Regions from separate parts of the Homo sapiens genome. Here all the other regions are linked to region 1. Evidence: chromatin contacts called from ENCODE Hi-C or POLR2A ChIA-PET data. All regions are on one chromosome and are shown on one strand. Each heading gives the region's core, a stretch centred on a gene start or an enhancer-like site at or near the end of the contact. The rest is flanking DNA. Distances are from core to core; before and after follow the strand shown.

The links. Hi-C counts contacts between places; a loop is a spot of excess contacts on that map. ChIA-PET counts read pairs that join two places held with the same protein, here RNA polymerase II (POLR2A). Pooled maps may share reads with other maps.
Region 2: a pooled map shows a loop between it and region 1 (4-fold over the local background). The contact joins two enhancer-like sites. A Hi-C loop is called at or near these places in 4 of 37 single-sample maps with no recorded cell type and 7 of 50 pooled maps. POLR2A ChIA-PET finds 5 or more read pairs at or near these places in 1 of 52 experiments (naive thymus-derived CD4-positive, alpha-beta T cell).
Region 3: a pooled map shows a loop between it and region 1 (2.4-fold over the local background). The contact joins the promoter of ESR2 here to the enhancer-like site in region 1. A Hi-C loop is called at or near these places in 5 of 50 pooled maps. POLR2A ChIA-PET finds 5 or more read pairs at or near these places in 2 of 52 experiments (Panc1 and activated T-cell).

The regions. Positions count from the first base shown.
Region 1 is chr14:63,470,082-63,472,907 of GRCh38, forward strand. The region is part of intron 2 of PPP2R5E (protein phosphatase 2 regulatory subunit B'epsilon); the gene reads right to left. Among named protein-coding and RNA genes, the nearest start is that of PPP2R5E, 72 kb to the right of the region's middle. RefSeq lists an enhancer at 1,574-1,653. Within about 2 kb of position 1,295, at least 6 of the 41 ENCODE cell types and tissues checked have a DNase peak (open chromatin) inside an H3K27ac peak, as active enhancers do.
Region 2 is chr14:64,234,525-64,237,241 of GRCh38, forward strand. It overlaps ESR2 (estrogen receptor 2), which reads right to left. Exons shown (of 9, transcript NM_001437.3): 8 at 446-626. It overlaps LOC124903328 (a long non-coding RNA gene), which reads left to right. Exons shown (of 2, transcript XR_007064205.1): 2 at 338-663. Among named protein-coding and RNA genes, the nearest start is that of ESR2, 58 kb to the right of the region's middle. RefSeq lists enhancers at 620-679, 1,320-1,589. Within about 2 kb of position 1,452, at least 4 of the 41 ENCODE cell types and tissues checked have a DNase peak (open chromatin) inside an H3K27ac peak, as active enhancers do.
Region 3 is chr14:64,293,030-64,295,773 of GRCh38, forward strand. ESR2 (estrogen receptor 2) reads right to left here and starts at 1,342. Exons shown (of 9, transcript NM_001437.3): 1 at 1,004-1,342.

The DNA of each region.
Region 1 (2,826 bases), core at 45-2,544:
CTTTTTTTGAGACAAGGTCTCACTCTGTCACCCACGCTAGAGTGCAGTGGCACAGTCACAGCACACTGTAGCCTCGACCTCCCTGGCTGAAGCAATCCTCCCATTTCAGCCTCCCAAGTGGCTGGGATTACAGGCATGCACCACCACACCTAGCTAATTTTTGTAGTTTTTGTAAAGACAGTGCTTCACTATGTTACCCAGGGTGGTCTTGAACTCCTAGGCTCAAGGGATCCTTGCCGCCTGGACCTCCCAAAGTGCTGGGATTACAAGTGTGAGCCCCTGCATCCAGCCTCCTACCTCCCTACTTATAGCCCAGTTCCAACCCCAAGGCACACAGTATTCCACAATCACACTCTGCACTCATAACCTTTCCATAAGTTTAAAAAAAAAAAAAAACCGACTTGCCCTCTGATAATGTGGTGATTGATTATCCTGTCTACTAAAGGGTTAAGGGGTTATCTCTAGGAAGAACATATTTATATTATTAAAAAATACTTCATAGTGACAATAACAAAATGGCTTCATCCAATTGCATAATTTTAATAGGAATTTCCAGCATAAAACAAGCAAATTATCTGAAGACTCTATTGACACCTAATCTACTTTCACAGGATCATAAAAACAAGCCTTTATCAACAGATTAAAAAAAAAAAAAAACGTGGCTGAGCACAATGGCTCACACCTATAATCCCAACACTTTTGGAGGTTGAGGTGGGAAGATCAACACAGAAAGACCTCCGTCTCTACAAAAAAAAAAAAAAAATTACAGCATCCTAATAAAAAGATAAAATGTCTAATTCTGAAATTTTGACAATCTACATTGCTTGCTTGTACCATTAATGCACCCTGATATTACAAAGGTGACCAAGCAATAGCTTCTGAGCCATTTTTTACCCCACCCTGAAGTCCAAAGCAAGCATAGCATGCAGATGACAACATTTCTTTGAAAAAAGCCAAGTGGGGCAAGTTCAAGAGAGACCACTCTGAATGACATTCATCTAGATTCCAGAAACTCTCATATTACATAAATCTGCAAAAACACGCACCAGGCTCTCTTTGAGAATGGAGAGTACACATAAAAATGCGTAAGTTTCAAATTTCTGATAAAACCAGATGTCTTATGTATAGATTGTTCATAGACCCAGATGGGCCAGAAGAACCTCATTCATACAACTCTCACAAGTTTTCAGAATCTATCCTCTATTGAAAATATCATGATCTCCTACAGACAATACACTCTTTCAGGATCTTGACTATAAGCAATGTCAAAATACACTTGTTAATTAATGAATGAATAACCCAAAATAAACAAGAGTCACTGAAGACAGGTCAGGTATTAGAAAAAGATACGCATTCTAAAGAGCCATTTCCTGTTTCACAATAAATAGTTTCTGAAAATCTTGAATGAGTCATCCCTTCCCAGTCATATCATGTATACATAATAATAGTAAAAACTTAGTAAGCACTTACTCTGTGGCAGTCACTATTATAAGGAGTTTACATGTATTAACTCCTTTAATCCTTTCTACAATGCTGTGAGGTAGGTATTACCAACCTTATTTTTACATATAAAAATTGGCCCAAAGATATTTAGCAACTTGCCCACCATCACACAGCTGGAAAGGGGGCCCTGCTGAGCTTCAGACCTCCACAATCTGGCACCTGTACACTATCCCACCTCTGCTAAAGACTAATGAGAGCTGGCTTATCACTACTGATCATTTTTGTTTTCATCTAATATCTACAACGTACACTGGAGGGACCATCTGGAAGGGTTAATCTTCCTAATCTTCCTAACAGACTCTTTAACATAGATTGAGGAAGACAAGCATTCTGTCATCTATCTCCTCTTTGTACCAAGCAAAATGCAACTACCAAGGGTTAGAAAGATTCTCCAGCTGGCCTGTTATTTCTGTTAATATTTAAAAGCCCCCTTAGGCTGGGCACAGTGACTCATGCCTGTCATCCCAGCACTGTTGGAGGCCAAGGCAGGTGGATCACCTGAGTCAGATGTTCAAGGCCAACCTGGCCAACATGGCAAAACCCCATCTCTACCAAAAATACAAAAATTAATCGGGCATGGTGACAGGCGCCTGTAATCCCAGCTACTCAGGAGGCTGAGGCAGGAGAATCGGCTGAACCCAGGAGGCGGAGGTTGAAATGAGCTGAGATCACGCCATTTCACTCCAGCCTGGGTGACAAGAGTGAATCTCCATCTCAAAAAAAAATAAAATAAAGGACCCCTTTACATTAGTGTTAAGTCTCTCAAAAGATGATTCAAAGTCTTCTCTAACCTTCCAGCCTTCTCCTTTGCACTAAAGCTGGCTTACTTCAAGACTTCAACCTTGTTTGGATTTAATTTACTGTTCAGGAAAATGTAATGACACAGAAGTTTGGTTGTTTCATTTTGTTTTGAACACCTGACATTTGTTGAACTTGCATATGATTTGGAGTCTAACTGAGAGTTCAAACCTGTATTATCACCAGCACAGCCTAAGGTCAATTAGAAAGCCAGTTAGGTTGAATTGCTTTCAGCTAGTGATGGGACAGAAAGGAAGCATGAATAGAACAAGGAATAAACAAAGGAAAGGTGGAAGATATTTTAGACAAGAACAGCACAGAGGTGAGAGTGAGCACATTATGGGAGAAATTATAAGAAGATATGCATGTCTAGGGCATGGAAGACAGGTGACTAGAAAGAGTGGGAAATGAGAGGGAGGAATGAGGACATACCTGGCCAGAAAGGACTTTACAAACTGCAGGGTAACCTGGGTTTCATGTGGCTGACAACACAGAAATGTGGGACAGGAGCAAACATAATGAGAA
Region 2 (2,717 bases), core at 202-2,701, 760 kb after region 1:
GAAAGAACAACTCTTAGGGAAGCATTTGTGCACTTCTTCGCATCACCAGCTCGAGGGGCCATCTAGGGGAGCGGGTCTTAGCCTCTCCACAAAAAGTGGCCTCAGGGCCTCAGCCCTGGGTGGTGTAAACAGGGGTGGCAGTTCGTGTTAGGGGAGGAACTGCCCCTTTTAGGACTCCATAAACAGGCTATAAACCCCAGCAATTGAAAAACCCATGAGCCACCACTGGCTGCCATGCAGAGCCTGTAAGATACCACATGACATTCCTTCCATGCCCACTCTGTGCCCATCTTTGCTTACAGGTGTGTGAACTGACAAATTCCCCATTCCCTTTCAGGCATTCATTTTCCTTAACTTGCAGACACTTTTCCCAAATCACTTCACCCTCCGTGGAGCACATAATCCCATCCCAAGCCCAAGCAGAGCAGCTCCTTAGGGCGCGTACCTCGCATGCCTGACGTGGGACAGGAGCATCAGGAGGTTAGCCAGGCGCATGGATTGCTGCTGGGAGGAGATGCCGCTCTTGGCAATCACCCAAACCAAAGCATCGGTCACGGCGTTCAGCAAGTGAGCCAGCTTCCGGCTGCTGTCAGCATCCTGGGTCGCTGTGACCAGAGGGTACATACCTGGACAAAGAATAAAAGCCAGAAGTCATTGCTCTGAGCAAAGGAGCAGAAGTCGTGTGCTCAGCTGTTCCGTGCGCCTGCTCCGAGGTGATCTGGGTTGCTTTGACAGCTGCATGTGTGGCAGGAGCTTATAAGCATGGTCTTACCTCCCCCAGGGGATCTTCCCTGAGAGCCAGCCCCGTCACAGAGCTAGAAGAGAAGCCTGGCCTAATGCAGACAGACTAAATTGCCACCTGAAGTGTCCACCAGGCCCATAATTGTGGCCTTGCCGTGGCGAGTATATCTAGTCTCCCGAAATCATTACGTGGTGTTTCTCATCTGCAGCAACAGATACAGAGATGGTCAGAAAGTGAGATTAATTCTACTTTTAGCCCCACGGAGGGCTCCCCATCTAAAGGGAGTTTAATAAACAAAGGAATGGCCAATGTGATGAAGCCTCCTCTGCCACCTCCTTGTGTGTACCACGTGCCGCAGCCAGCCATGGCAGGGCCCCTGCTACCACCTCTGCATCTCGCTTGAGTGGCACCTGGCTGGGGCAGGAAGACCACTGATTTGGAGTCAGACAGACCTACTTTCTAGCCACCATCTGGAGCTCTCTGAGCCTCAGTTCCTCACTGAGCAACGCATGCAGGAACACATCTGCTTAGGTCCCCACAGCCACGTCCTGGGTAGGCTGCCTCCCCCATCCTGCCCTGCCCTGTGTTTAACTCCCCTCCAACTCTAGGATTGAGATACTGTGGCATCCCAATGGCAGCAAAGTAACAGCTCAGATAAATCTCCTCCCCCCGACCCCTGCCTGACTCCTTGATTCCCTTTAATAATTAGCTTCTCTTCCAGGCTTTCCATTTCAAAGCAAGAATAAATATGTGAAATCAACCAGGGAGCTGCTGAGTCTTGGCTGTCATGAGACTGATGATGGCTGGTGCTCCAGCAACCACAGAATTTGTTTTGGCAGTTTTTGTTCTCTATTTTTATTGGCACTTTCAGTTCAATTAAGGCAGCTCAATTCAACTAAGTTTAACTCAGGTAAGGCAAGGGACATTCTGAAGCACAATTACGTAAGTGTAGTGCTTTGCCACATCCCTAGGGACCTCCATAATGTCTGATGATACGAATTTAAAATATTCATCTTTTCAATAGCCCTGAAGCTGCTTCTCCAATCCCTGTGCTCACTTTGTTCTCCACATTGGTTCTTCCAGAATCCCCCCACAGCCTCAAACCTCCCACTGTCGCCCCAGAGATGACTTGCCCTCCCACCGCAGGGGAAACAAGACCCCACCCTTGGCCCCGTGTGTCCCCTTCTGAGAGGCCAAAAAGCAGATCTGCTCATGGGGCTCCGTTTAATGACTTCCCAGCTCATAGGATAGAGTCCAAACCACCTGGTGCAGCTATCAGAGGTACCAGGGCCCTCCCCGCTTCTCTCATCTGCAGTTCCCACCACACCTCGCCTTGAGTCCCCCTCTCAACTCCCTGAATGTGTGGTGCTCCGAACATGCTCAACTTGCTGCTTGGAAACTCTCTCCTTCCTCTTTCTCTACCCTGATTCTTTTGCTCATTTATACCCATTCCTCCTGTAGATTCCAACCTGGTCAGAAATTCCTTCTGGAAGCTTCCCCCAACCTCCCTACCATCCCACCCTAAGTCTGGTCTGAGGTGTCCCCTGATACTCTGACAGTGCCCTGTTCATCCTCAGCAGAGACACCATGTTGCCCCACATGCTGGATGTCTGCCTTGTCCCCACACACACCCCACAGCCACCCTTCTGCCCTCAGCAAGACTGGACATGAGTGCTTTGAGGGCACAGACCTTTTTTTTTTTTTCTTTTCTTGAGACAGAGTCTCACTCTGTCACCCAGCCTGGAGTGCAGTGGTACAATCTCAGCTCACTGCAACCTCCGCCTCCCGGTTTCAAGCAATTCTCCTGCCTCAGCCTCCTTAGTAGCTGGGATTACAGGCATGCGCCACCATGCCCAGCAAATTTTTTGTATTTTCAGTAGAGACAGTGTTTCACCATGCTGGCCAGGCTGGTCTCAAACTCCTGACCTCGCAATCCGCCTGCCTCAGCCTCCCAAAGTGCTGGGATTACAAGCGT
Region 3 (2,744 bases), core at 92-2,591, 820 kb after region 1:
GCAATCCTACGGTGTATACTCTAATGCCTGTTGATGAACAGATCCTTATAGTTTCCTTCTTCTAGAACTCATATCAAAATACATTTTCTTCAGAAAAAATAGGAGTCAAAGATGTTAATCATGTTCTTTTCATAGTCACGTTACATTTGTTTTACAACACTCTCAGAAAAGCCTTTCCTTTCACATGTTCACTTTTTAAATTACAAACATGTTTCCCCTCACTAGACACCGAGTTACGAAACTTAGAGCAAAAGTAAAACTTTCTAATGGAATGCCCATGTAAATACTAGAAATATAACAAAATAAGGCAAAGTCTGTCCTCCAAAATGTTGCCTACCACACCAAAACACAATCCTGCTTTTTAAACAGCGAGTAAAATTAAATCAACCTTATCTTCCTAAATAGAAGTCCACTCAAAGTTTTTTCACAAAAATGACATTCACTTGACTTAATATTGTCCTTCCAATAAGAATAACACGCAGGGTGTTAGAGGGCAGTTGTTGGACTCCTCTTCAGCAAATAAAGGAGACCAGTTAGAGCTTAGCTTGGTCTGCCCAGGAAAGGAGGAACGCAGCTTGCTGACATGGCTAAGGAATGCCAATTAATACATTTTAAAACCCCTATCATCTTGCCTGAGACGTGTACATCTTCCCAGGCCCTCAAAGTTCAATCAGAAAGTGTATTCAACTCCATTGTCATTTCACCCATAGTGGGGAAGTCCATCGAGGAAAACCATAGGGAAATAAAATGTTTTTCAGTTATTCATATTAGCACAATCAACCCAGAGCTCACGGCACAAACTAAATAAGTTAACTTGCCAGTGTCTTGAATGAAGACATTTAATCAAAGCATGCATTTTCCAACTTTCCAGTAGCTTTCAGGACAGTTGGTTTTGGTGATCGTTTTTTGGTCTTTTATTGTTCTCAACACGACTGGTTTCTCACCGCAGGATTTCAAACAAAATGAGACAATTAAACCACACCTCGAGCGAAGGGGCGCTTACCTTGCAGATAAACACACCGGCCTTGCCTTCTCTAAAATGCGGACACGTGCTTTTCCCGCATTAGGGGGGGTCTCCCGGCGCGCGCCCCGCCGCCACCTGTTGAGGAAAGCGAGCGCACCTCCTGCAGCTCAGGCTCCGGGCGCCAGCCCTGCCCCGCAGCCCCAGAGCCCGTCGCAGCTCGGGTGGTCCCTCCCCGGCCCAGCGCTCGCCGCCTGCTCTTCGCCCTGCAAGTTTCAAGAGGCAGTTATTTCTCGCAGCCTCCGCGCTTGCAACTGCCTCCTGGCGGGGGAGTGGGTGTCCAAAAAGCCAGCAGCTGGAGAAACTGAAAAGATCACAAGCGACTTAACGATAAGCCCCTTCTTCCTTTTAAAGACCGAGAGGAGGGTAGAGGGGAGTAGTGCCTGAGCCCACGTGACCGAGCCAGGGAGCCCGACGGTCTCAGGAACGCCCGACGCCGCGCGTGACCTCTAAGTGGGAGCACCCTCGAACCGACTCCTGGTCCACCCACAAGGATAGTGGCGCACAGATGGCGCTCCCCGCAGCCCCAGTCTCAGATTTAAGAGGTCTGGAGTAGGGCCTGAGAATATGCATTTCCAACCAGGTCCTGGGGGATGCCGACACTGATACAGCCAGTCTGGGGACCACACTTCGAGGATCACGTCCTCAGCCCCTGACTCACATAAGTGTCATTCAGAACAGATGTCTGATTCTAAGGAGCCAGTGGTGAAACCAGAGAGGCTTTGGGTTTGTCAAATCCCCAGCAGCAAACGTAACCTCGGGCCCTGGAGTGGCAAAGCCGTGGACTAGAGGTGGAGGGAGTGGGTTCTCAGCTCTCAAGAGGTCACTGGGAAGGCCTTTCGCGTTAGATCAAAGATCCCAGGTACTTCCTCGAACTCACTTGAAGTGGCACCGGGGAGACCTGTGCCTCCGGCCACGGCGCCCTTCTCCGCTGGAGGCACCTGCCCACCCCTCTTCTCGGGCGAAGGCCCCTCGCGCCCCCTGGTGGCAGCCCCAGTTCCCCCAGCTTAATGGGGTGTTCCCCTCACCCACCCCAGCAGGAGCCCCAGGGTGCGAGACTAGGACCACAGTCTTAACTGGCTTTAAGGCAGCTGTTGCTGATGAAAATGAAAAGGAAAGTAGCATGTGACCCACAGGCCATTGTGAGAACCCCCCAGTGTCACATCTGTGCCTAATTAATCATCAAACCATCTACTCAGGTGGCATAAGGGACATGGTTTTTGAGGGTTGTGATCCAGATCTCTAATAGAGGAAGACGAGGGGGGGCATTTGGAGGGAAAGTTTTACAGTACCAGCCTCAGCTGTTTGGTGTTTAGCCAAAATAGAGAGACGCAAGTGTGCTCTGGGTTGATAAAGATGAGGTCCACAGGTAATGAAGACAGGCTCCAAAGATGGAGAAGCATCTGCTTCATCAGCTAAACAATAGCTGTGAAAAGTCTCCACTGCCCCACCCTAAGTCCAATTTTCATTAAAGCTGAGAGTCCTGGTTTCTCTCAGGTTGAAAGGCAGAGTCTCCCTGTCCTTGAGGCAGAGAAGTTAGTTTGGACGGGAAGAGTGTGTCGCTGGCAAATAACTGCAGCAGACAACATGCCAATCTCAGCCTCCCTGTCTCCTGTCCTGGGGTCTCTCAAAGTACCCAGTCCCCATATGCTCTTCCTCCTTGCCACCTTATGGAGAAAATGTTAAATGATGGTTTAAAAAAATCAGCTTCATGGCCAGGCAT